Regions from separate parts of the Homo sapiens genome. Here all the other regions are linked to region 2. A link is an interaction called in ENCODE POLR2A ChIA-PET data of the cell type or tissue named here. Cell type or tissue: HepG2. All regions are shown on one strand.

Region 1 (5,000 bases), 68 kb before region 2:
GCTAATTTTTTTTTTTTTACTGTAGAGACAAGGTCTTGCTTTGTTGCTCAGGCTCATCACAAACTGCTGGCCTCAAGCAACACTCCCACCTCAACCTCCCAAAGTGCTGATCTTTAGGAGGGAAGGCAAGATAGAAGGAAAAAAGCAAAGAAACTAAACAATCTGCTGAGCTAAAAGCTGACACTACTGGAAAGAAAGGTTAACTTTTTTATTTACTGCATAAGAATCTGCATTGCCTGAATTAGTTACAGTAAACACTTGTAATTTTTTAAAATGAAGTGAAGGTCACAGGAAACTCAGTACCTCCAGGGCTGTGAACGTCATCTAAGGTGCACCTGGCTGATAATAAGGACTCCTGGTACATAGAATGGGAGACAGCAGCTTCCACTCCAAATGTCACATGACTTCACACAGCTCAGCAATAGAACAGGGCTTTCCACAGTCCTCCCTGCTTCCCCGAAGCTTCACAGGTTTATTTTCCTTCTTCTGCCTTCCACTCCTCTAATAGCAATTAAAGGAGAGGCAGAAACGCCAGCAAGGTCTGCCTTTCCCCCTGCTTCCCTTCCTCCCTGTCCCCTTTTGCTTTGGGGTGTCTCCTTTAGATTGTCAGCTGAGCTTATCTTGGAGGCGCAGCAGAAACCTAGGATGACCTTGACTCAAACCAAGGACACGGTTTTCAAGTGCAGGCGTTTCCAGATTCCTGCTGTTCTGCTCCTGCTCTTTGCAGCTTCTCTTGCTCCTCATACTCTGCAGAACTTGAACGCAGGCTCTGTCTTATGCTCGGTATACCCTCTGCTCCTTCACGTGTGGTAGTCCTTCTTTGCTTTGCACAGGTTATGTCGCACACAGCATTGAAGATCATTTGATTCTCAAAATATCATTGCCAAGCACAATTATTGAGTTTCTTTCATGTGCCAGGTACTATTTTAGGAGCTGAGGTTATAGCATGGACAAAAGAGATGGAGTACCTGTTCTCATGGAGTTTATATTCTAGAGGGGGGGAAAGGCAATACACAAGAAAATACCTATAGCCGGGCATGGTGGCGCAAGCCTGTAGTCCCAGATACTGAGGAGCCTGAGACAGAAGAATCACTTGAACCTGGGAGGTGGAAGTTGCAGTGAGCCAGATCACACCACTGCCCTCCAGCTTAGGCAACAGAGTGAGACTCCATCTCAAAAAAAAAAAAAAGAAAATACCCAGTAGTAATAAGTGCTGTGACGATGGGAGCCAAATTTTGGTTGAGTGGTCAGGGAAGACTGATCTGAGGAAGTAATATTTAAGTTGAGGCAGGAAGGGCACAAAGGAGGCAGCTAGCTATGTGTATATCTATGGGTGGATTCCAGGCTAAGATGGCAGATAGCATGCATGCTACTAATTTTGCTCTATCCCAAAACTGCACTAAACAGATTTTCTTTTCTATTCCTTTTCTTTCTTTTTTTAAGTCGTAAAACCATAAGGAAAGGAGAACAGGAGAGGAGAAAAGAGCAACACAATTTTAGAAGCTGAAAAATAGATGGATGAGTGGTAACTGATTTAGCAGACATGAGAAAGCTGAGATCCAACCCAACTTACACTGGAAAAACCTCAAAAGGCTCAGAAACTGCCAGAACCAGGGACCGTTGGGACTGAGGGTGGAGGAGAAGGCTAAAATAAGGAGAACTGAGCGAAAGCAATTTAAGGAGCAGTGAGATCCCTAGATCCCCTCTGTGCTTCCAGCAAAAAAAAACCTGGAGGTTTATCTTCTAGAAAGTCTCTGACTTGGAGGATGTCAGGCTTGCTGAGGGTACAGGAAATAAAGAAATGGGGAGGTCCAGAGGCCAGATGCACAGTGAATGCAGAGACTCCAGCAGTCTTGCTCCATCTGGCTCTCAGATTTCTGGCAAAGTGACTTCTGTCTTCCAGGTAGGAGAGTGGAAGACTTTTTTTTTTTTTTTTTTTTTTTGAGATAGTCTTGCTGTGTTGCCCAGGCTGGAGTGCACTGGCGTGATCTTGGCTCTCTGCAACCTCCTCCTCCTGGATTCAAGCGATTATCCTGCCTCAGCCTCCTGAGTAGAGGGGATTATAGGTTTGCACAACCACGCCCAGCCGGAAGACTTTTCTCTGAGGAATGTTATCAGCCTAGAGGAATGATGAACAGAGGCTAACACTGGGGTTTTCCAAACAAATGGTTGAACAAGGTCATCCGTCAGTGAAGCTCAGGATCCATGTATCAGACACATTCTGTGCACTGCTTCTAATCCTTTTGGTCTCACCTCTTACTCCACCCACATCTGCAGCCACCTTTCCATCAAATTCCATACAGCTTTGGAAGGCAAAGGAAAGTCTCCTCTCAGCCCTGAATCTCAAAGTTTCTCTGACATTGTGTGGGTCTGCAGAACCACTCACATCAGCATTTAGGCACGTGCAACCTAGAAATTTAGGGAACATCTCTGGGGCCACCTTTGAGGATAAACGTTTTCCTCTGTCATCCCGAGTGTACAATTCTGAGACACATTTCATAAGACTCAAAATATCTCATGGAATGCAGCACAAGTCACCTAAAATGGTGGCCAACTAAGTAACACAGCATTGTATTGGCTTTCTCTCTGTCCTTTCTCACCGCCTCAGTCCCTCCCACGTTTCTGCTTCCTTGTATCAATTCCCAGATGAGCTACCGCCATGTAACTCTTTGTCTTGGGCTCTTCTTTGGAGGAAGCCTCAGCTAATACAACAAGGCCCAATCCCACACTCAAAGCTGAGACGGAGTCTTGCTCTGTCACCCAGGCTGGAGTGCAGTGGCGCGATCTCTGCTCACGGCAGCCTCCACCTCCCCGATTCAAGCGATTCTCCTGCCTCAACCTCCTGAGTAGTTGGGATTACAGGCGCATGCCACCATGCCCGGCTGAGGTGGGAGGACTGCTTGAGGCCAGGAATTTGAGACCAGCCTAGCCAACATGATGAAACCCCCCCTCTACTAAAAATACTAAAATTAGACAGGCGTGCAGGCATGGTGGCACGTACCTGTAATCACAGCAACTTGGGTGGCTGAGGAAAGAGAATGGCTTGAACCCAGGAGGCAGAGTTTGCAGTGAGCTAAGATCACACCACTGCACTTCAGCCTTGGCAACACAGCAAGACTGTCAAGAAAGAAAGTAAGGAAGGGAGGGAGGGAGGAAGGAAAGGAGGGAAGGAGGAAGGGCAATCTACAGAATGGAAGAAAATATTTGCATATATCCGATAAGGGGTTAATTTTCAAAATATAGGAAAAGCCAGGTGTAATGGCTCATGCCTGTCATCCTATCATTTCGGGAGGCCAAGGCAAGTGGATTGCTTGAGGCCAGGAGTTCAAGATCAGCCTGGCCAACATGGTGAAACCCCGTCTCTACTAAAAATACAAAAATTATCTGGGCATAGTGGCTCACACCTGTAGTCCCAGCTACTGGGGAAGCTGAGGCAGGAGAATTGCTTGAACTCAGGATAGAGGCTACAGTGAGTTGAAATCATGTCACTGCACTCCAACCTGGGCGACAGAGTGAGACTCCATCTCTAAATAAATAAATAAACAAATAAAATACGGGAAGAATTCCTACAACTCCATAGCAAAAATAACAAATGGCCTGATTTTTTTTTTTTTTAAAGACAAAGTTTTGCTCTTGTCACCCATGCTGGAGTGCAGTGGCGCCATCTCTGCTCACTGCAACTTCCGCCTCCTGGGTACAAGTGATTCTCCTGACAAATGGCCTGATTATTTAAATGGGCAAAGGATATGAACAGATATTTCCCCCAAAGAAGGCATACAAATGATCAACAGGTGTATAAAAGATGCTCAACCTCATTATCAGAGAAATGCAAATCAAAACTACAGTAAGATATTACCTTCTACCTTTTAGGATGGACTTTTTTTTTTTTTTTTTTTTTGAGACAGAGTCTCGCTCTGTCGCCCAGGCTGGAGTGCAGTGGCGCGATCTCGGCTCACTGCAAGCTCCACCTCCCGGGTTCACGCCATTCTCTTGCCTTAGCCTCCGAGTAGCTGGGACTACAGGCGCCCACCACCATGCCCAACTAGTTTTTTGTATTTTTAGTAGAGACGGGGTTTCACCATGTTGGCCAGGCTGGTCTCGAACTCCTGACCTTGTGATGCTCCTGCCTCGGCCTCCTATGTACATTTAGAAATGCTTATAATAGGCCAGGCGCAGTGGCTCACACCTATAATCCCAGCATTTTGGGAGGCTGAGGTGGGTGGATCATGAGGTCAGGAGATCAAGACCATCCTGGCTAACATGGTGAAACCTCGTCTCCACTAAAAATACAAAAAATTAGACAGGCGTGGTGGCGGGTGCCTGTAGTCTCAGCTACTTGGGAGGCTGAGGCAGGAGAATGGCATGAACCTGGGAGGTGGAGCTTGCAGTGAGCCAAGATCGCGCCACTGCACTCCAGCCTGGGCAACAGAGCAAGACTCCGTCTCAAAAAAAACAAAGGTAACTTGGTGAGGAAATGGGGAAATTGGAACTCTTATACACTGATTGTGGGAATGTAAAATGCTGCAGCAGCTATGGAAAACACTATGGAGATTCCTCAAAAAATTAGATATAGGCCAGCTGTAGTGGCTCACACTCACAATCCCAGCACTTTGGGAAGCCAAGGTGAGAGGATAACTTGAGCCCAGTTCAAGACCAGCCTTTGCAACATAGGAAGACCCCATCTCTACAAAATATTTAAAAATGTTTTAAAGTTTAAGTTATTGAATAAATAAATAAAAATTCAAAAATCAGCTGGGAATCTCTGGTTCCCAGCAACTCAGGAGGCTGAGGTAGAAGGATTGCTTGAGCCCATGAGGTGGGGGCTACAGCAAGCCAATATCATGCCGCTACACTCCAGCCTGGGTGACAGAGCGAGACCCTGTATCAAAAAAAAAAAAAAAGCAAAATAGAACTAAATATGATTCAGCAATCCCACTTCTGGGTATATATCCAAAAATAATTGAAATCAGGGCCAGGTGCAGTGGCTCACGCCTGTAATC
Region 2 (5,000 bases):
CTATTTAACAAATCTGGTGTCCAATAAGAGAACTGTTAATGGTTAACTACGGCATACTCATCTGCTGGAATACTGTGCAGACTGTAAAACTCATGAAAATTCTTACTGATATAAAAAAGTACATTATACGTAAATACAAAATGTAGGTTATAAAACTATGTCTAGTATTATTTTAAGACAAATACAGTTGTACAGATGATTAGCTTAATAGTGGTTATTTCTTGGTAGTCACATTTTGGGTGATTTTCTTTGTATTTTTCATGTTTTCTGTTGAGCACAATTTGCTTCAGTAATATGAAATATAACAGTAATTTCCAAACGTTAAGTAAACAAGATAACAAATTGTACACACAGTATAATCCCCCCAAAACAAACTTAAGTCTAGTCTAAGAACGAGTGACTGCATTATTAGAGTATGGGTTCTTTTAAATTTTTTCTTTTTTTTTTAACTGAAGTTCTTAGAATAAGGTATTTTAAAATTTAAAATACATTTTCTCTTTTGTAACAGGAAGCCTATGTTAATGAAAGTCTGGAGACAACTTAAGACCTGAGGCTGTACTCTGAAGCTTGTGCTCCGGTATGCCAATGGCATTTGCAGAAAAAGTTGTCCGATATTTTATCTGAACCATATATACAAAATGAGACAAAAAAGGAGGTAGTCACTGCAAACTATAAGGACACAAATGGGGCAGGGTCCTTTGGAGGAAATGCTATGAAGGAAAGTTGCATTCTTTTCTCAGACTGAGGGGAGGGAGGGTTCCTGACCTTTCTAGATTAAAGGATTCTTTAGAAACTCTTTCCACCGCTTCTTTGCCAAACGATGGACGAGTCTGAAGTGAAGCCTCAGAGGGCATGGATACACAAAGGAGTGGCTAAAGGAAAATTCTCTTAAACCTCTGATTGGGTCAAAAATCCACCCTTAAGCCTTATAATAGAAGGCTTGACCACGCCCTCCGCCGCCCCCCTTCACATTACACCATTATACCATTAATAGTAATACAATTTTGATCACAGCACAGGTGTTAAAAATCCCTACCAGCCCGAAGAAACCATAAGGGATCTCTTCATGAAGAAAATAATGTCTTTTCCCCAGCTGTCACTGTCGTGTGCCCTCCATTGGAAGCCTTATTACATTCAGGCTTTTTTTTTTTTTTTTGATTACATTAACCTCCCAAACCTTTGGGAGGCAAGTATTACTATTTTGTTTTAAATAAGCAAGAAAAAGGTCACATTTCAGAAACATGCCAGTGGCCTCACAAATTTCTTAGCAAGCATGAGAGAATCCGAATCCCAAATGTAAGATGACACATTTATAAATAAAACCAAGGACAAATGTCTCCTTTATTCTAAATATACCATCACACTCTGAGTAGCTGGGGTTAACTATTTTTACCCACACCGGCTCTTTTGCATCTCAAACTCATGTAAAACAAAAACGGTGAGAAATGAAAATGGACCCTGGACCAACTGCCCCGGCGGAGTCAAAGGGTTTGTCTTTCAGCACTAGATCCGTGGACACGAAGGGGAAGCTGTGGGCCTTCAGCACTTGACGATTGTGCTTTATTTCTTGCATTTTGTAATACACAGCGACCGATGTCTAAATGTTTATTTCCTGAAAAGGTGTCCAAGGTGGCTGATATAAATTAACAGAATTTCAGATTTTAGCACACATTCAAGGTCCTAGGGCAGCTCCCATCTACCGTCAAAAAAAAAAAAAAAAAAAATTCCAGCATTTGGACAGGGCGGGGAAGGTACTTTAAAACCCAGATCATTGAGATTTTTCTCCTTCGTTTGGAGGAAGGTAGGGTTTGTTCTAACGCTTTGCACAAAGGCGGGAAACGGTCATCAAAGCTGTTGCGAAGGGAAGAGCCAATGCATTAATTCGATCCAAGAGGACTCGCCTCGTTGGATTTGCAGCAACCTAATCTCTCGCTCAGGAAGAAAACGCCACGATAAAGAGTTTTCTGTCCTCCTTGTTTGCACGGAGCAGCAAACGCAGAGACAAAAGAAACGGGCCCCGACTGGTAAGCACGCTGGCAGCTTTGCGGAACTGCGCCGCGGGATTCCCCGCAGGGCCTGGGTCGATGAACTCCGACCAGGCGGAGGGCGCGTCCGCTTGGCGCGGTTGTCCCCGCCCAGGCCCATGTTCAGTCGAACAGCCCCCACGGCTGGGTAAAACCACTCAGTTCATCTCGCCCGGCTCCTCGAACGCGGCCCTTTAAGGGGCTCGCAGCCTCAGGGACGCCGGGCTGACCCCGCCCCCGGCTGCCGCCATCTTGTTGTTTTCCCCTGTCCCTCCGGGCCGGCCACGTGGCACGGCTCCGCGGAAGCGAAGGCACCGCCCCAACTTCCGGCAGGACTGGTTCTAGCCGCCCGCGGGACGCAGACGCGCGGCTGCCCCCTGGCGGCTGGCCGCGGAGCTCCGGCCGCGCCCTGCCCCGCCTTCCTCCGCCATTTCATTCCCTGCCTGCAGCACGTCCGCGTTCCGCCACCAGCCTTGGCGCACAAGCGTGCTCCGAGGGCGGGGCCGCTCCGGGCACCACGCCTAGTGCGGGAGCGTTTTTTAGTCTGGTTCACCGAGGGCTAGAAGGTCACCTACATGTTTACACACATTTAATTTAATTATTAATTTTTTATTTTGTTTTATATTTTTGAGACAGGGGCTCACTCTGTCCCCCAGGCCGGAGTGCAGTGGCGCGACCACAGCCTTCTGCAGCCTCAGCTTCCGTGCTCAAGGGACGCGCCCGCCTCAGCCTCCCAACATGCTGGGATTACGGGCGTGAGCCACCGCCCGGGAACAACTTAATTAAAAAAAAAAAAGCCATACGGTTGCCTCGAGGTATTTTGGTATGCGGTGCTTGGTGCTTCCAGACTAACACATGAGGCCCCAACCTTGGTTTTCAGACCTGGCTTCTGCCCAGAGCCCCAAGCCATGTCAGACCAGGGCGTTTCCCAGGCGGTCCCGGGTCCGCAGTGCAGGGTGGCGCTGGGGGCGAGGGGGACGACGAGCGCGGGGTGGGCACGGTGCGGCCGGGGGGCTGGGGAGGCGCACGGGGCGGGGTGCAGCTCCAGGGACCTGGTCAGCACCCTTTACCAGTCCTATTTCTTGGTTTTCTGGACGTTCTTCTCTCCTTGGAGCTGCTCTTGTCTTTCCCATTTCATCTCCAAACCGATTTTGATTTCCTGAACGTTTGTCTTGAGCAAGGCCTGCGTTATCTTAGGTAATCCTCCTAGCAGCCTTTGATATGGAAGCTCTTTCTACTCACACTGGCGCTCAGCAAGAGTAATTTGTTCATGGGGTAGAGCCTGGTTGGAATCGAGGGCACGTAAGTTTCCACTAGACATTGAGGTTCTCAGATAGTCCTCCAGCCAGGCAGCATCTCCAATGTCGGGGAGCTCGTTGGAAATGCCAGTGTTAGGAGTCTATCCCGGACCTTCTAAATGGGAAATTCTGAGGACGGTGGCGGGTGGGGCCCGAGAAGCTGTGATTACTAGGCAGCAAGGTGATTCCGAGGCACACTGAAGACCCCTTTCCCTCACAGCCCTTCTCAGGGTAAGGAAAGGGAGACTTGTCTTTATTGAGTGCTGATTCCATGGCATTTTGCATAATTCTGTGATGTAATCCTCCCTACCACTCTTTTATAGAAGAGGAAACTGTAGCTCAAACTTTCCATGAATTTAGAGTGCCAATATTTATGTAAAATGATACGATTGTATGTGCCTTTTGCTTGTACCATGTATGCATAAAATATCTCTGGAAGAATATTCAGGTGTTAACATAGTTTTACCTCCGGGGAGAGAAGGATGTAGGTTGCTAGGGTGACTGAGTTGGGATTTTTTTTTTTTTTGGTAAGATTTAGTAACTTGTGGCCGGGCGCGGTGGCTCACGTTTGTAATGCCAGCACTTTGGGAGGCCGAAGCGGGCGGATCACAAGATCAAGAGATCGAGGCCGCGCGCGGTGGCTCACGCCTGTAATCCCAGCACTTTGGGAGGCCGAGGCGGGCGGATTACGAGGTCAGGAGATCGAGACCATCCTGGCTAACACGGCGAAACCCTGTCTTTACTAAAAATACAAAAAATTAGCCGGGAGTGGTGGCGGGTGCTTGTAGTCCTGGAGGCTGAGGCAGGAGAATGGCGTGAACCTGGGAGGCGGAGACTGCAGTGAGCCGAGATCGCGCAACTGCACTCCAGCCTGGGCAACAGAGCGAGACTCCGTCTGAATAAAAAAAAAAAGAAATTGAGATCATCCTGGCCAACATGGTGAAACCCCGTCTCTACTAAAAATACAAAAATTAGCTGGGCGTGGTGGCACGCGCCTGTAGTCCCAGCAGCTCGGGAGGCTGAGGCAGGAGAATCTCTTGAACCCGGGAGGTGGAGGTTGCAGTGAGCCGAGATGGCGCCACTGCACTCTAGCCTGGGCAACAGAGCGAGACTCCCTCTCAATAAAAAAAAAAAATTTAGTAACTTATGAATTTGGACCATGTGAACCTATTACTTGTTCCAGGTAAAACTGAACAGTTGAAAAGTATGCTGGGCTAGGCGTAGTGGCTCAAGCCTGTAATTCCAGCGCTTTGAGAGGCCGAGGTGGGAGGATCGCTTGATTTCAGGAGTTTGAGACCAGCGTGGGCAACGTAGACCCCTATCTCTATTTTTAAAATATACTCTAAAGGCCGGGTGCGGTGGCTCAAGCCTGTGAGGGCCGGGCACCGTGGCTCCCAGCACTTCGGAAGGCTGAGGCGGGCGGATTGCCAGAGGTCAGGAGTTTCAGACCAGCCTGGCTAACGTGGTGAAACCGCCTCTCTACTAAAAATACCAAAAAAAAAAAAAAAAAAAAAAAAAAAAAGAAAATTAGCCAGGCATGGTGGCGCATGCTTGTAGTCCCAGCTACTCGGGAGGCTGAGGCAGGAGAACCACTTGAACGGGAGGCAGAGGTTGCAGTGAGCCGAGATTGCGCCACTGCACTGCAGCCTGGGCAACAGAGGGAGACTCCGTCTCAAAA
Region 3 (5,000 bases), 75 kb before region 2:
TCTAGCTTTAAGATTTTAAAGTGTGATATACATGGTATGCTGGGGGCCCAATACCTACTGCGCGTGAAAATTATCTCTATCTTTCATGCTTTAAAAGCAATTACTAAGCAATTAAATTAGAGGACTCTTTAGATGCATTAACTCTCATTTCCTAGAAAACAACACATTTTTGGACCTGTTTGAAAACTCATGAAAACAATTAAAATGAGTATTTTAAATCTATTAAATGCCTAAGATATGAAAGTGTCTATTTAGTTTTTGAAATGTTGTTAAGAATCCTACGATCAGCAAATGCAAAATTCCAGACCATTCCTAAAATGTGATTTGTACAATCAAAAAAAAAAAAAAAAAAAGGCTTAAGACTGTATATACCAGATTTGTAAAAACATAATCTTGATGACTTTACTGCAGATTTAACCACAATCCTAAAGCACCATTTTATTAAGAAGTACTAAATGTCTTCCTGCTCCAATATAAATTACATGCATCGACTGTCTTGATAGTAATAGAAGTGTTTTCAATGTCAGGCAAAGAAATTTGATGGTTTTCTCATCCTTTCAGTGATAAGTAGTCTACAGTTTGTTTCATTAACAAACTTTAATGGTATTTTTCTACTTAAATGTTGGTAACTATTCAATTGCAGATGTTGGGTAAAAACATTTACTTACTTGCTATATAAAATACTGACTTTCCCAAAGATTTCCTTTATCCTCTAGGATAAAACTCCAACGTCTCAGTCTTCAAAATGGCATACCTTTTGGTGAAAACAAATAAGATTCTAAACTTAATTATGAAGCAAACAATAGCAAGTAAAAATAAGTGTTTTTAAACTTTTTAATTACAAAAAAGAAACTAAAATCTATGCTCAAAACCTGATTTTTTAAATGTTCTTCCCTAAAATCTATCAGTATGAATAGCAAACTAGTTCAAATTCTCCAATAAGCTTATTTCTTTAAATACTTAAAAGATTAAAATTGTTTGCACAATATACAGAGTTAAACAGAAAAAAAAAGCTATCTTTGGTTCATGGTTTTCCTCAAAATCTAATCAGTCTTCTCTTGTTCCCAAAATTAAACAAAGGCTTAAAGGACCTTCAGTATTTTAAACTATTCAAAGGGTACATTAAGTTACAATGGCTATGCGTATATACTTTTAATCTTTCCTGCAGTGAAAAGGCTTAAAGGCTTTTGTCAAATTATTTGATAGTTTACTCATATTCATAATCACAACTTTTAAAAATGATACCCATTCATTAATTGAAATGTAAATTATTAAAGATAAAACAAAAGCCTAATAAGCTAATTTTTGTCAAAACAATAAAAATTAACCCACTCTTACCTCAAATAAAAGAACTCATTATTTGTTCAGAACCAACAGCAACCAAATTAATTTTAATCTCTTAAGTCACCTTTAAAAAAAAGAAGAAAGATGATATTAATGTTTTGATTTTCAAGCATTTCTTGGCCAACGATTCAGTGTGATGAAACAAGAAAATATTCCACAGACAAAAATCTATGGGCAAACTGAAGAGATGGCTCATGGACACATAACCTGTATACATTTATGGTTGCAGTTATTTCTTATCTTAGTATCTATCAGTCTTTGTTTTCCTCATCTTTTGGCTGTATTGACCAATGCTAAAGATTAACGCATTGAATTAAACAGAAATACAGAAAATTCAAATTTTTGGACTGATTTAAGATTATGAACCTTTTTTTTTTTACTTTCCCTCTTTTTATGACAGGCAATAAACAAAGAAAAAGTTTACCATTCTTCAAGACAAATCATCTTAACATCTCCCTTACCATCCGGAAGTATGTTTTACAATCATGAGCAATTAAAAATTAGCTCCTCCAAGAGAAATTAGTGAAGTTAAAATGGCCACTGGTTACTTTAAATTTTAAACCACAAGTTACTTGATCTCACCAAGTGGGATACTAGCTTTGTCTCTAAAGCTACTCTAAAACTTACAGTATCTAGACCTTTACACTCAATTTCAAATCAGGGTCTTCAACATTTTCATTTCAGTCTTTCTCCTCCCCCATTTATCATGTAAAAAGATCTTTCAGGTTAAACTGCTAACAATTATTTTGCATTTCACAATTCAAAGAGGATTCTAAAGAACTAGATTCAGAATATTCATTTAAAACCACTTTCAGTGTTCAAAAATTTCAGAAACATTGATTTGAAAAACCAAAATTGGTACTTAAGACAGATTCTGTAAAATCAAGATATGCGCAACTGATGTAACATGTACCACTATAGGAAGGCTACTCAAAAAATAAAACAATTTTACTGGAAAAATGCCCTTAGAAATATGGTCGAATAAACCAGTATCTGATTTCAGATGTACTATGTAAGTCTGCCCAACACTATTTTTACGTAGTTCTGCACCTTTACAACACAAGAGCTCCGCAGAATGAAGACAAATATATTCTAAAATACACAAAGGTTTGTGCGCTTCTGGTTTGTTCTTCAAACCACTACACTTAAAAATTACCCTTCCAACATTTTTCTAAGATTAGAGACTATACAGAGAACTCTACTAAATTTTATGAAACCTGTACTTTTAAAATACTGTTCCGTTTTAAGCATATCTAGATTTTTATACATGCAACAAATGCAACAAATATGGCTCCTCTTCATCGCCCATTACCGAGAGCAGTCCTACTTTATTCATATTTACATTACGAGAAAGTAACTTCAGGAAGAGATTTGGTGTCAGAATGTTCTTTTGTGAAAGTTTTTCGATCATGGCTTGTGATAATATAAATTCTTAAAAATAATTAAATTATGAACTTTTAAAGACTAGGAATTGACCCAAGTACGTTCTAACATTCAGGTGTGAGAAGTTGCAGATAACGGCTCCTTGAGACCTTTTTAAAAAGTACCAAACAGTGTATTTAATCATATTTAAATATCAGGAGATCAAATGATCTTGGCGTCATTACTCGGTAAAATAAACTACATTAACCAAACGTCATCAGCTAGCTAGCACCGTAATTATCAAATCTATTTCCATTAAACAGCCTTGACGACACAGTAAACTTGTCTTCGTAATTCTGAAATACCAGAAGCACTCCTCCAACTTGCATTTTTCAAAGACAACCTTAACGTCATAAAGGTTTAATAAGCAGCAAGTACCTTCGCATGTATCACTGCAGCCGTTTCAAAATCGGCTTTGAAAGAGTTAAAAGCCAACACCCAATAGGAGGGAAAAAAACAAGTTTTATTTTTGTTGAAACGTAGTCAGGGTTCCATTGTTCTTTTAAATTCGATCATGAAGATGAGTTCCCACCTCACCGGAAAGAGGTTAAAAAGCTCCTCCGTTGGAGAACCTGAAAGGGATTTTTTTACCCTAAATATCAAAATAACTCACCAGGACAGAAAGGGGCTCTCCACGCCCGATCCCCTTCGGGCTCTCGCCGGCATTCACCCGCCGCCCCTTTCCCGGCGGATCCAGTCCCGGCGACGAGGCTGCCCCCCGCCCACCTGCCGCCCGCGGGCTCTGCAGCGGGGCCCCGCGTGCCCCCTACCCCAGGACCCTACGACTCGGGCCCAGGGCACCGAGGCGCATCCCGCCGGCGAGAGCCGGCCCCCGACCACGGAGGGGCAGTGCGAGAAGAGCCGAGCGGCGAGGCCCGGCCCGCCGCCCCCTCCTGCTCGCGCGCTCAAGGACATTTTGCTTTTCCTCCCAAGGACAAAGGACAATAAAAGGAGCTAGGGAGCCACTCACCGGGTCCGAGCGCGGCCACCGGCACCTCCTGGTCGCCCAAACCCGAGTCCCGGGCCGGACCGCCCGCCCGAGCCTCCCGCCCGCGCCGGGTCCAGCCGCCGGGGCCCGGGGGAGCCTCCGAGGCGGCAACCGCAGCGGCGCTTTCGGCGTCGTGGGCCCGGCCGCCCTGGGCGCCTCTGCCGCGGGCTGTGACGCCGACGCGCGCGGCCCGCCTCGCCTCAGCCGCGGCAGCCCCACTCCCGCGGGCCTGCTGGCCGTCCGGGCGTAGCTCCCCGCCGGCCGGCGGGCCTCGCGGCCGCGGCGGAACGCCTGACAGCTCGGGGTGCTGCTGCCTCTCCGGCCATCTTGTGCCGTGTGTGTGGTGTCTCTCTCCCGTCTCCTCTCTAGGCTTTACTCCCTCCTCCTCCTCCCCCCGCCCCACACACCACACAACATGGCCTCTTCGCTGCGGCGGCAGCGGCTGCGGCGGCGGCAGGAGCTCCGCCGCGCTCCAGCCCGCTCCCCTCCCCCACCATCCCCGCCTCCCGCCCGCAGGCCCGGGGGCCAACGCGCACGCGCGCCGCCGCCCGCCCGCCGCGGCCATTGGCTCCACGAGCTTCCTGCATCCCCTATCCGGGAGCGGCCTCACGCACGTTAGCTGGCGTCTTCCTCCCTCCCAACAACAACTTCTTCCATTCTATTGGTTAATTTCAACACCACCCCTTCCGCCTCCTTCGTGCGGATAGGCTGGCCTTAGTGCCATTCACTGTCCGTAGGCGTTTCTGGTTTTCTTGAGAAGCCCCGGGCCACGATTGGCTGGTGATGGAACCTTTGGGGTTGGAGCTGAGCTGTTGCTTTTTTCCCCGCAGTGCGGACCCCTCCAGGCTAGCTGGAGGGTTCCTGGTATGGTCTAGGCCAGGCTAGAATGGTTAGTGCAGGGTCGCACAAATAGTGGATTCGCGTCTAGAAAAAGCTCTGGCTTCGGTGTTTCTAGGTTCAGATTTTGTCTTTAAAAAAAGGGAAAGAAAAAAATGACTGACAGGATGATGAGCAAACAAGATACAGGCCCACAGCCCTTGGGCAAGCAGCCATATCCTCAAAATATTTGTTCTAAGCACCCAGGCCTTCCATGAAGGTCACACAGTCAGGACCAATGGTTTTACCATCAGCACATTCCCTAGCCCCAGTATCCGAGTTGAGATGCGATTTATTTGTGGATTTGTAGACTGCCTGTTGCGCATTTACCTGAGAGCCTAAAAGAATGTCTAGTGTCTTGTGAGCTGTC
Region 4 (5,000 bases), 140 kb before region 2:
TTATCACAGAGAAGACAGGCTTTGTAAAAAGTGAAGACAAGCATGTAACCTTAGACTCCATCAATAGAGAAAGCTATCAGCACCGCTGGTGAATCCTGTGGCTGGCCCACCCCATTCCACTGCAGGCCACTGGGTTGTTTAATGCCACCCACACTATTTCCTAGACCTACATGTATAGGTGCATGGGGCTTGTTTTAAATACACTTTGGTCTAAAGCAGGGGTAGGCTACAGATCATACTTGTGGACCCCACCCTAGATATACTAAACAATATATGGAAAAGGGCTGACAAACACCTTTGGAGATTCTGACTCAGGTATTCCTTAGACCAGACCAGGATTCCCCACTCGGGAACCCAGCTGCACAGCAGAAGGTGAGCAGCGGGTGAGGGAGGGAAGCTTCATATGTATTTTCAGCCGCTCCCCATTGCTGGCATTAGTGCCTGAGCTCCGCCTCCTGTCAGATCAGCAACGGCATTAGATTCTCATAGGAGCATGAACCCCACTATGAACTACACATGTGAGGGATCTACGTTGCACACTCCTTATGAGAACCTAATGCCTGGTGATCTGTTGCTGTCTCCCATCACCCCCAGATGGGACCGTCCAGTTGCAGAAAAACAAACTCAGGGCTCCCACTGATTCTACATTATATAGTATAATGTAATAATAATAGAAATAAAGTGCACAATAAATGTAATGTGCTTGAATCATCCAGAAACCATCCCCCTCCCTCCTCCCCAGCCTGTGGAAAAATTGTCTTCCACGAAACCAGTCCCTAGTGCCAAAAAGGTTGGGAAGCACTACCTTAAAACCACAGTTTGAGAAACACTACTCTACAAAATGGGCTAGATTTCAACAGGATATTAATGGAAAAAGAATATCTAAGAAAAACATTTAAAATTGAAGAAACAGCCAGAGTTAGGAAAATATATTTGGGAAACAGAATACAGTCATTTTGGCAGGAAATTAGGATTACATGTAAGACATCAGATTGCAAACATTATAAAAAGGTTCTGGAAAATAAGGACACTGAAAGTTTGCACGTATATATAATATGTGCTTAATCAGCAAATCAGAAAGAACTAAAAGTAATTTATGAGTTAAAGGCAACCTAACTGATTCAAAAAACAAGACATTTAATTCACCAAAAAGACATAATTTCTAAAAATACCTTCTGTGTTCTACAAACTAGCTAGTTTAAAGGGTAAAATACAGAAACAAAGAAGATCACACTTGGGAAAGGGAGAATGATGAAGCCATACCCCTATACATCTCAGGTACACCTAATTTTCTACACAGTTTAAACGATGTAGTATATTCCTTTGAGTAATTTCCTTCTTATTTCCCTCACTTTTCAATACTATTCAGGAGGAAGCACAGTTAAGTTTCTCCAGTATTTCCTGCCCCTAGAAAATGCCATTGTCTACATATACAGACTACAGTAGGTTTGAATTGATTCACCTGTTTTTCTGGAACCAGACCAAAATAGCACATTATGTAATGTAGTAACATTCCTGTGACCAGGGCTTAACAGGTGCTTGAGCCCTTTTCAACTGATTTTTATTCCTTTGGTTTAAAGTAAAAAAATGCTGGCCAGGCACGGTGGCTCATGGCTGTAATCCCAGCACTTTGGGAGGCCAAGGCAGGCAGATCACTTGAGGTCAGGAGTTCAAGACCAGCTTGGCCAACATGGTGAAACCCCGTCTCTACTAAAAATACAAAAATTAGCCAGGCATGGTGGTGCGTGCGTGTAATCCCAGCTACTCAAGAGCCTGAGGCAGGAGAATCACGTGAACCTGGGAATCGGAGGTTGCAGTGAGCCAAGATCATGCCACTGCGCTCCAGCCTGGGCAACAGAGCAAAACTCAGTCTCAAAAAAACTAAAAAATAAAAAGTCTAAAAAATGCTGGCCAAGGACTGTACACAAAACACCATGTGACTCTGGATGGGTACACGGCACCTTTGTTCCTAAGAGTCTTCAATTATAAAATGAGAGGATTAGATCACAATTAAAGTTCATCTAACTTTTATTAACTGTCATTTAGATGAATTAGGTCCCACTAACCTCTAAAAGGAAAAATCATTTTTAAGCAATTCAGAATCATTATATCAAACCCACATTCTCAATCTTCTCAAGACACCTAATTTTCACAACTGAGTATTAAATATTGTACTAGATTTTATCAGATAAAAAGTAGGAGATGGTTCACTTGGGAAAAAGTCACTGTAAATGCATCTCTATAACTAGAAAGCTTCCTTTCAGCAATGAGGGGAAAAATATTTTTTAAGCTGTCCTTTTTTTTTTTTTTAAGGTGAAGTTTCACTTTGTCACCCAGGCTGGAGTGCAATGGTGCGAAAATGGCTCACTGCAACCTTGGCCTCCTGGACTCAAGCGATCCTCCCACCTCAGCCCCCAAGTAGCTGAGACTACATAAGCATGCCACCATGTCCAGCTAATTTTTGTATTTTTTGGTAAAGATGGGGTTTTGCCATGTTGCACAGGCCTGTACTTCTAATTCTAAATAAGGATTTTTTGCTTTACTATAAAACACTAAAGACATTAAGCATTTGCACTTAATTGGGTACTTCGGGAAAGAAGTGTGTAGGTTGGCATTAAAGGTACTTCTTACACTGCATGTTCTGTAAGGACAGCAAAATACATCTATATAGGTTCACTGTTAAATTCTCGAGGACTAATGGATCCGCATGTGAAAAGTAAAAAGTTCCTCTTCAAAGTTTCCCTTTTTGTTAAAGAATAAATAACAAGTGTTAGAAATAACAGTTTCTTTTAGAAATTAACTTCCTTCAAGCTCCCTTGCTTTTTGCTAATAACTCTTTGTTAAGCCCTATGTGGCTGTTAAATATAGTAAGGGAATAAGTACATTCTATGTCCTTGTACTTTAACCAGGTTATTTGTTCTGGACTATAACCTGCTCAGACATGTCCGAACGTGCCCAGGCATTTCCCAGCTTACAGCCTACACCCCTTCCTTATTTGGAAATGTTATTATTCTCCTAATTTCCTGTAAACAACCCCCTTCCTTTGTTTTCCACTGCGCGTTTATCTATTTAGGAAAGTTTTAAGCTTTTAGCCAATCGGAATCAGTCTAGATTGTGCGGTCCAGCTCCAGCCAATGGAGACAGGACGCAGCAGTAAGAACCCAATGAGTCAGGGATAAAAACCTCTGCTTTTCTTTGTTCGGTGTGCTCTCATGACAATTAGGCTTCCAAGAAGCACCCTTTCTGCAGAAAGTAAAATTGCCTTGCTGAGAAAATTCCTTGAGCACTAGTTCTTTTCAGCACCGAGGAACAAGCATTTGTTTCTAACACCTAGCACTTAGTAATTAGGAACTACTTGAAATTGGTGAAGGAAATTTGTAAGTACTTCCCAAAAGTACCTTTAAACCTCCAGTGCTATCACTGTCTCATCTTTTTTTCACCCCCCCAAGATTAACGTGGTCTTATAAAAAGGATACTTTCACAGGTTCAACCTTCCTCTGAACAGGATAATCCTACAGACTATATAGGTAGGGAGTGGAGTGAAGGGAGGGGAATCACACTCTCTACAGCACTACTGTAGGAAATTAATTTAAAGGCTTCCCTGGCCTAGAAAGAAAATACATGTGAAAAAGACATCTTCTTCTTTCTTCTGAGTAACTCCTTCCACATTAAAGATTTGAGTGACTTAACTTGCTATATACACTCATGAGTAACATATGATGATACAGGTTTCTGGCTATGACAAATTACCCACCAAATAATGAAATAAAGTATTCTTTAGATCAGAATAAAATGGTATTACACATACATAAAAACTCCCAGGAAGCATTTCTCTCAATCATCTTTTATTTCTGTAATATGCAGCATAAAGATTTCTTGGTTGAGATACAATAAGGGTGTGAAAAAAGAAAAAAAAAATTCTTGACATCTAACAATAAAGAAGCCAGAAACAGTAAGGAAAATTGCACTCATATTTTTCTACCTACTTGCACCAGGAATGAGCTAGCCAGTTTAGACCTTCTAGCTGATAATCTCGAAGTTCCAGATTCTCCCCTCCTAAATATGCAGGTTGTTTCTTTAAAGCTACAAATCGTGGTCTCTGCTTCAGGGCCTGAAAAACAAAAGCCCAAGTCTGAGAAAATGTTCTTACTGCTACTATGTTAAAACGCTAGCCACAATTCACATATTCGGCATCAAAGCATAAAAACTCAAATTTCTTTTTTTGAGACGGAGTCTTGCTCTGTCACCCAGGCTGGAGTGCAGTGGCCCAATCTCGGCTCACTGCAAGCTCTGCCTCCCGGGTTCACGCCATTCTCCTGCCTCAGCCTCCCAAGTAGCTGGGACTACATACAGGCGCCCGCCACCACCCACGCCTGGCTATTTTTGTATTTTTAGTAGAGATGGGGTTTCACCATGCTAGCCAGGATGGTCTCGATCTCCTGACCTCGTGATCTGCCCACCTCGGCCTCCCAGAGTGCTGGGATTACAGGCGTGAGCCACCGCGCCTGGCCAAAAACTTAAATTTCATGTGTGTGAATCACCACCTCACTCCATCACCCCTTTCTTCATGGTTAATATTCCATAAGCCAGAGTTAGTTCATCCTCAAATAAAATATTTTTAGTTAACTTGCCCCTTTCCTGAAATAAATCTATGAACATCATTAAATAGCACTTTAGGTCTTGTCTATTATATGGCAGTCAGAGTCTCCTATTTTTCAGAAACAACTATCTTTCTGTTATCTGATTCTAAAGAGTACAAAACATTGCCTCCAGCTGTCATATGCTAAATACAGTTGATCTTCACCATAACAGGATTTGTAAATTCAGAAATGCCGCCCATCTACCTTAAACCCTTTAATTGCGTGAATTTGGTTTTCCCTTCAGAAACAAGCTTCTGAAGGGAAGGTTGTTTTCACCCCCAGAAGCTTAAAGGATAGCATTCTAGTGAGGTCAGTCTCTATGGTTTGCATAAAATGTGGATTCTGTGGCCAAATCAGTTT
Region 5 (5,000 bases), 57 kb before region 2:
AAATAAAGATTATATAGAAAGCTCCACATTGTCCAATCTGTTTGTACACCATTGTCAACCATCAAAAACCCACTTGGCAGCAAATGAGATGGACTGCCTGGCCTGGGAACTACAGGCCAATTGAAAAAGACTGTTCCTGTTGCAAAATATTGCAGGGTCACGGCCGGGCGCGGTGGCTCATGCTTGTAATCCCAGCACTTTGGGAGGCCGAGGCGGGCAGATCACGAGGTCAGAAGATCGAGACCACGGTGAAACCCCGTCTCTACTAAAAATACAAAAAAATTAGCCGGGCGTGGTGTCGAGCGCCTGTAAGTCCCAGCTACTCGGAGAGGCTGAGGCAGGAGAATGGCGTGAACTCGGGAGGCGGAGCTTGCAGTGAGCCGAGACTGCGCCACTGCACTCCAGCCTGGGTGACGGAGCGAGACTCTGTCTCAAAAAAAAAAAAAAAAAAAAAAAATTGCAGGGTCACAAAACAAGCAAGCCATGGGTCTTTAATTTTAAATATTTGGCTGTGCACTGTGGCTCACACCTGTAATCTCAGCACTTTGGGAGGCCAAGGCGGGCGGATCACTTGGGTCCAGGTGTTCGAGATCAGCCTGGCCAACATGGCGAAACCCCATCTCTACTAAAAATACAAAAACTTATCCCAGCCTGGTGGTGTGCACCTGTGGTTCCAGCTATTCATGGAGATCTGAGGCAGGAGGATCACTTGAGCCCAGGAGGTCAAGGCTGCTGTGAGCCCTGATTGCGCCACGGTGCTGCACCCTGGACGACAGAGTGAGACCCTGTCTCAAAAAATATAAGTAAGGCCGGGCGCAGTGGCTCACGCCTGTAATCCCAGCACTTTGGGAGGCCGAGGCTGGCAGATCACAAGGTCAGGAGTCTGAGACCCACCTGACCAACATGGCAAAATCCCTTCTGTACTAAAAATACAAAAATTAGCCTGGCGTGGTGGCACGCGCCTGTAATCCCAGCTACTCGGGAGGCTGAGGCAGGAGAATCACTTGAACCCAGGAGGCGGAGGTTACAGTGAGCCGAGATCACCCCATTGCACTCCAGCCTGGGCTACAGAGCGAGACTCCATCTCAAAAAATAATAATAATAATAAATAAATAAAATTAAAATGTGATACTTTGTTCATCAGAGATATATTGACATTATTTTAACCTTTAAAAATATTACATGGAAATATTATTTGTTTTGATTATTGAGTTTTTTGGTGCCTCAGTTGCTTCATCCTAACCCCAGCCCTGCTAGTATCTATAGAATCTGAGAAAGGGGACTGGTAACCAGGAGCTTTGGCTCTGACTTCAGCTCTGCCATTTACAAGCTTAGAGACTTGGACTCCCCGAGCCTCACCTTCACAACTCTCCCAGTCTCACAATATGGATGATTATATCTGCCCCATTCTTTGCAGGGCAGTTAAATATGAGGGTCAAATGAGATAATGTAGGAAAGAACATTTTTAAAAGAACATTTTGCTATATATGCAAAAGGAGATAATAATTAGCAATAGTTTTTCTTCCAGCTCACTCTTTGAGCAGGGATTAGCAAATCTAGCTTGATCTGTGAGCTCCTGAATCAGACAGGATGGTAACGTTCACAAACCAGAAACCCTGGGACAACCAACACACCCAGATCTATGCAGCTCCACGGTACTGACTGACGCTGGAGCAAGTCTATGCTAGCACAGTGGCCCCGACCACTACTTCCACCTCTCTGGGACACAGAAATGGGATATATACCCGAAGAGAGAGAGAGAGAGAGAGAGAGAGAGAGAGATTATATTATAGCTGATATATTTCTTAGATCCTGAACCCTCTAAATCTCATGTTGAATTGCAATCCCCAGTTTTGGAGATGGGGCTTGGTGGGAGGTGATTGAATCATGGGGGTGGATCTCTCATGATTTGGTGCTGTCCTTGCAATGGTGAGTGAGTTCTCAGGAGATCTGGTTGTTTAGAAGTGTGTGGTACCTCTCCCCCAACTCTCCCTCTTCTTCCTGCTCTGACCTTGTGATGGGGCCACTCCCGCTTCACATTCCACCATGAATAAAAGCTCCTTGAGGCCTCCCCAGACGCCAGCCAGATGCTGGTGCCATGATTGTACAGCCTGCAGAACTGTGAGCCAATTAAACTTCTTTTCTTTCTAAATTACCCAGTCTCATGTATTCCTTTATAGCAAGGCAAGTATGGCCTAACACAATATCCTTTACAAGGTTTTTATGACCTGGCCGGGTGCACTGGCTCACAAAGGAGGCCGAGGTGGGCAGATCATTTGAGGCCAGGAGTTCGAGACCAGCAGGGTCAACATGGTGAAACCCTGTCTTTACTAAAAATACAAAAATTAGGCAGGTGTGGTGATGGGTGCCTGTAATCCCAGCTACTCAGAAGGCTGAGGCAGGAAAATCACTTGAACCTGGGAAGTGAAGGCTGCAGTGAGCCGAGATCATGCCACTGCACTCCAGCCTGGGTGACACCGAGAGATTCTGTCTCAAATAAACAAACAAACACACAAACAAAGTTTATATGACCAGTGAGCTCAGCTGATGTATTTTAGGCCTGAATTAACTATTCCCAGATTGTAGGCTTTTGCCCAGGAAAAAAGCATAACTTTAAGTGGGCCAACACCTCCTCCATTTGTTTCTTAACAATTGCATTACTTTTGTGTAATCATTATACTCACACCATATCAAGTTTTAAAGTACAGATCGTGGGCTGGGCACGGTGGCTCATGCCTGTAATCCCAGCACTTTGGGAGGCTGAGGTGGGTGCATCACCTGAGGTTAGGGATTCGAGACCAGCATGGCCAACATGGCGAAACCCCATCTCTATTAAAAATACAAAAATTAGCCAGGTATGGTAGCACATGCCTATAATCCCAGCTACTTAGGAGGCTGAGGCAGGAAAATCACTTGAGACAGAAGTTGCAGTGAGCCGAGATCATGCCAGTGAGCCAAGATCACTCTTGGTGACAGAGTGAGACTCCATCTCTAAAAAAAATAAAATAAAATAAAATAATAAATAATTTTATGTATTAATAAAATTAATACATAAATTTAATAAAATGAAGTATAGATTGTGGACTGGTAATTAAGGGTCCTCCTAAAGCCTTCTTGTAGCATTAATTTACTTGTTTCTTGCACAATTAGGTAATTTATTTGTGACATTTCACTGGTGTTTCATTAAAGCAGTGTTATTCTTTGCGGTGCCTCACACCTGTAATCCCAGCACTTTGGGAGGCCGAGGAGGGCAGATCACAAGGTCAGGAGATCGAGACGATCCTGGCTAACACGGTGAAACCCCATCTCTACTAAAAATACAAAAAAATTAGCTGGGCATGGTGGGGGGCACCTGTAGTCCCAGCTACTCGGGAGGCTGAAGCAGGAAAATGGCATGAACCCGGGAGGCAGAGCTTGCAGTGAGCCAAGACTGAGCCACCGCACTCCAGCCTGGGTGACAGAACAAAATTCCGTCTCAAAAGAAAAAGAAAAAAAAAAAAAACAGTGTTATTCTTGTTACCTATTTTAGGTATTTCTTTTCTTGTTGTTGTAGCAGTTAAGATCAGCGATGGTAAAAAGTTTACTTTTGGAGGCAATCTGGTTTTGCTTCTTTGGTTTATTTAAAATGACCAAAGGTTTTCAAAGTTTATGAACCAGGGTTCCAAAACCTTTTCTAATATTTGGAGAAAGTTTTAAACTGCATATGTGGAGCGTAATATAATTCTTTTCAACTTTCCTGTGTTGATATTTTTTCACCCTAGAATTTTGGGGTTTGTTTTTGCTGCTTTCATAAGCAGGTGCCATATACAATGCAAAATGAAAGGATCACTGAGGCCGGGGACAGTGGCTCATACCTGTAATCCCAGCACTTTGGGAGGCTGAGGCGGGTAGATCACTTGAGGTCAGGAGTCCAAGAACAGCCTGACCAAGATGGTGAAACCCCGTCTGTACTAAAAATACAAAAATTAGCCAGGCATGGCGGTGCGTGCTTGTTAGCCCAGCTACTTGAGAGGAAGATTGCTTGAACCCAGGAGGCTGAGTTTGCAGTGAGGCAAACTCAGCCTCGGTGACAGAGTGAGACTCTGTCTCATCATTGAGGTAACATACTTTGTGATTATGGTCCAAAGTACCTGCATCAGTCAGTGCCTGCTCCACATTGCCTTTATTTTTTTAATTTTAATTTTTATTTTTGGAGACAGGGTCTTGCTGTGTCACCCAGGCTTGAATGCAGTGATGTGATCACAGCTCACTGCACACATTGTCTTTAAAACAAAGACTGCCTGCTCCAACGTGAGGTCAGCTTTTTCCCTACCCTCTGTCTCAAGAGTGAAAGAACACAGTTGTCAAAGACATACACTTTGTATATACCTTTATTCTCACCTTATTTCAGTGTATGTCATTACCAGTTTGCATGTCTGTAGTGGGTATTTGAGGCATTGGCCACTCAAGCATCCATTCACTTGAATTTGCTATAGGGAAAATCCTGCCTCTTTGGAGACTGTTCAGTGACAGTCATATTTCCCCACTTTATGCCAGCACATGAATCAAAGTTAGCCACTCAGTCATCCCTCCCTCTCTCTCCCTTCTTTCAGTTGAATCTTACTATGCTTTTAATGTCTGTAGGATCTGTACTGATGACACATCTTTCATTTATATTTTCTCATCTATTTTATGGATCAGTCTAGCCAGGGCTTTATCAACTTTGTTGATCTTCTCAAGGTTCCAAATTTAACTTTGTTAATTGTCTCTCTTGTTTGTTTTCTATTTCATTGATTACTACTCCATCCTTATTATTTTCTTCCTTCTACATACCTCCTTAGGTTGACATTGTTCTTAAGACAGAAACTTCAGTCATTAATTTTAATTTTAGGCCATTCTTCGTCTTCTTTCCATTTTCTTTTCTTTTTTTTTTTTTTTTTTTTTTTTGAGACGAAGTCTCCCACTGTCGCCTGGGCTGGAGTGCAGTGGCATGGTGGCATGATCTCAGCTCACTGCAGCCT

The links. Peaks named below come from ENCODE experiments on the same cell type or tissue, not always from the same donor. Only the 100,000 strongest peaks of a DNase experiment are listed, where the experiment ranks them.
Region 1: POLR2A ChIA-PET joins it to region 2 with 10 read pairs; 35 of 35 experiments call an interaction of 5 or more read pairs at or near these places.
Region 3: POLR2A ChIA-PET joins it to region 2 with 10 read pairs; 35 of 35 experiments call an interaction of 5 or more read pairs at or near these places.
Region 4: POLR2A ChIA-PET joins it to region 2 with 10 read pairs; 17 of 35 experiments call an interaction of 5 or more read pairs at or near these places.
Region 5: POLR2A ChIA-PET joins it to region 2 with 14 read pairs; 25 of 35 experiments call an interaction of 5 or more read pairs at or near these places.

What each region holds. Positions count from the first base shown.
Region 1 is chr15:92,874,281-92,879,280 of GRCh38, reverse strand. No RefSeq gene overlaps it. Among named protein-coding and RNA genes, the nearest start is that of CHASERR, 6.1 kb to the left of the region's middle. In HepG2, no CTCF peak of the experiment used is centred here; a DNase peak (open chromatin) is centred at 2,140.
Region 2 is chr15:92,806,670-92,811,669 of GRCh38, reverse strand. LOC124903558 (a long non-coding RNA gene) reads left to right here and starts at 1,786. Exons shown (of 2, transcript XR_007064767.1): 1 at 1,786-2,024; 2 at 2,661-3,765. RefSeq lists enhancers at 2,001-2,120, 2,057-2,907 and a silencer at 2,281-2,520. In HepG2, a CTCF peak has its summit at 2,408 (motif pointing left); DNase peaks (open chromatin) are centred at 883, 1,493, 2,279 and 3,252; H3K4me3 peaks cover 3,614 bases.
Region 3 is chr15:92,881,923-92,886,922 of GRCh38, reverse strand. It overlaps CHASERR (CHD2 adjacent suppressive regulatory RNA), which reads right to left and starts at 4,080. Exons shown (of 6, transcript NR_037601.1): 1 at 3,737-4,080; 2 at 3,145-3,338; 3 at 1,339-1,408; 4 at 669-754. RefSeq lists silencers at 3,354-3,603, 4,224-4,353 and enhancers at 3,597-4,238, 4,664-4,753. In HepG2, a CTCF peak has its summit at 4,622; DNase peaks (open chromatin) are centred at 4,452 and 4,812; H3K4me3 peaks cover 4,674 bases; H3K27me3 peaks cover 405 bases.
Region 4 is chr15:92,948,063-92,953,062 of GRCh38, reverse strand. CHD2 (chromodomain helicase DNA binding protein 2) reads right to left here. Exons shown (of 39, transcript NM_001271.4): 13 at 3,987-4,111. Among named protein-coding and RNA genes, the nearest start is that of MIR3175, 46 kb to the right of the region's middle. RefSeq lists an enhancer at 2,175-3,374. In HepG2, no CTCF peak of the experiment used is centred here; a DNase peak (open chromatin) is centred at 2,942.
Region 5 is chr15:92,863,898-92,868,897 of GRCh38, reverse strand. No RefSeq gene overlaps it. Among named protein-coding and RNA genes, the nearest start is that of CHASERR, 16 kb to the left of the region's middle. In HepG2, no CTCF peak of the experiment used is centred here; no DNase peak of the experiment used is centred here; H3K4me3 peaks cover 448 bases.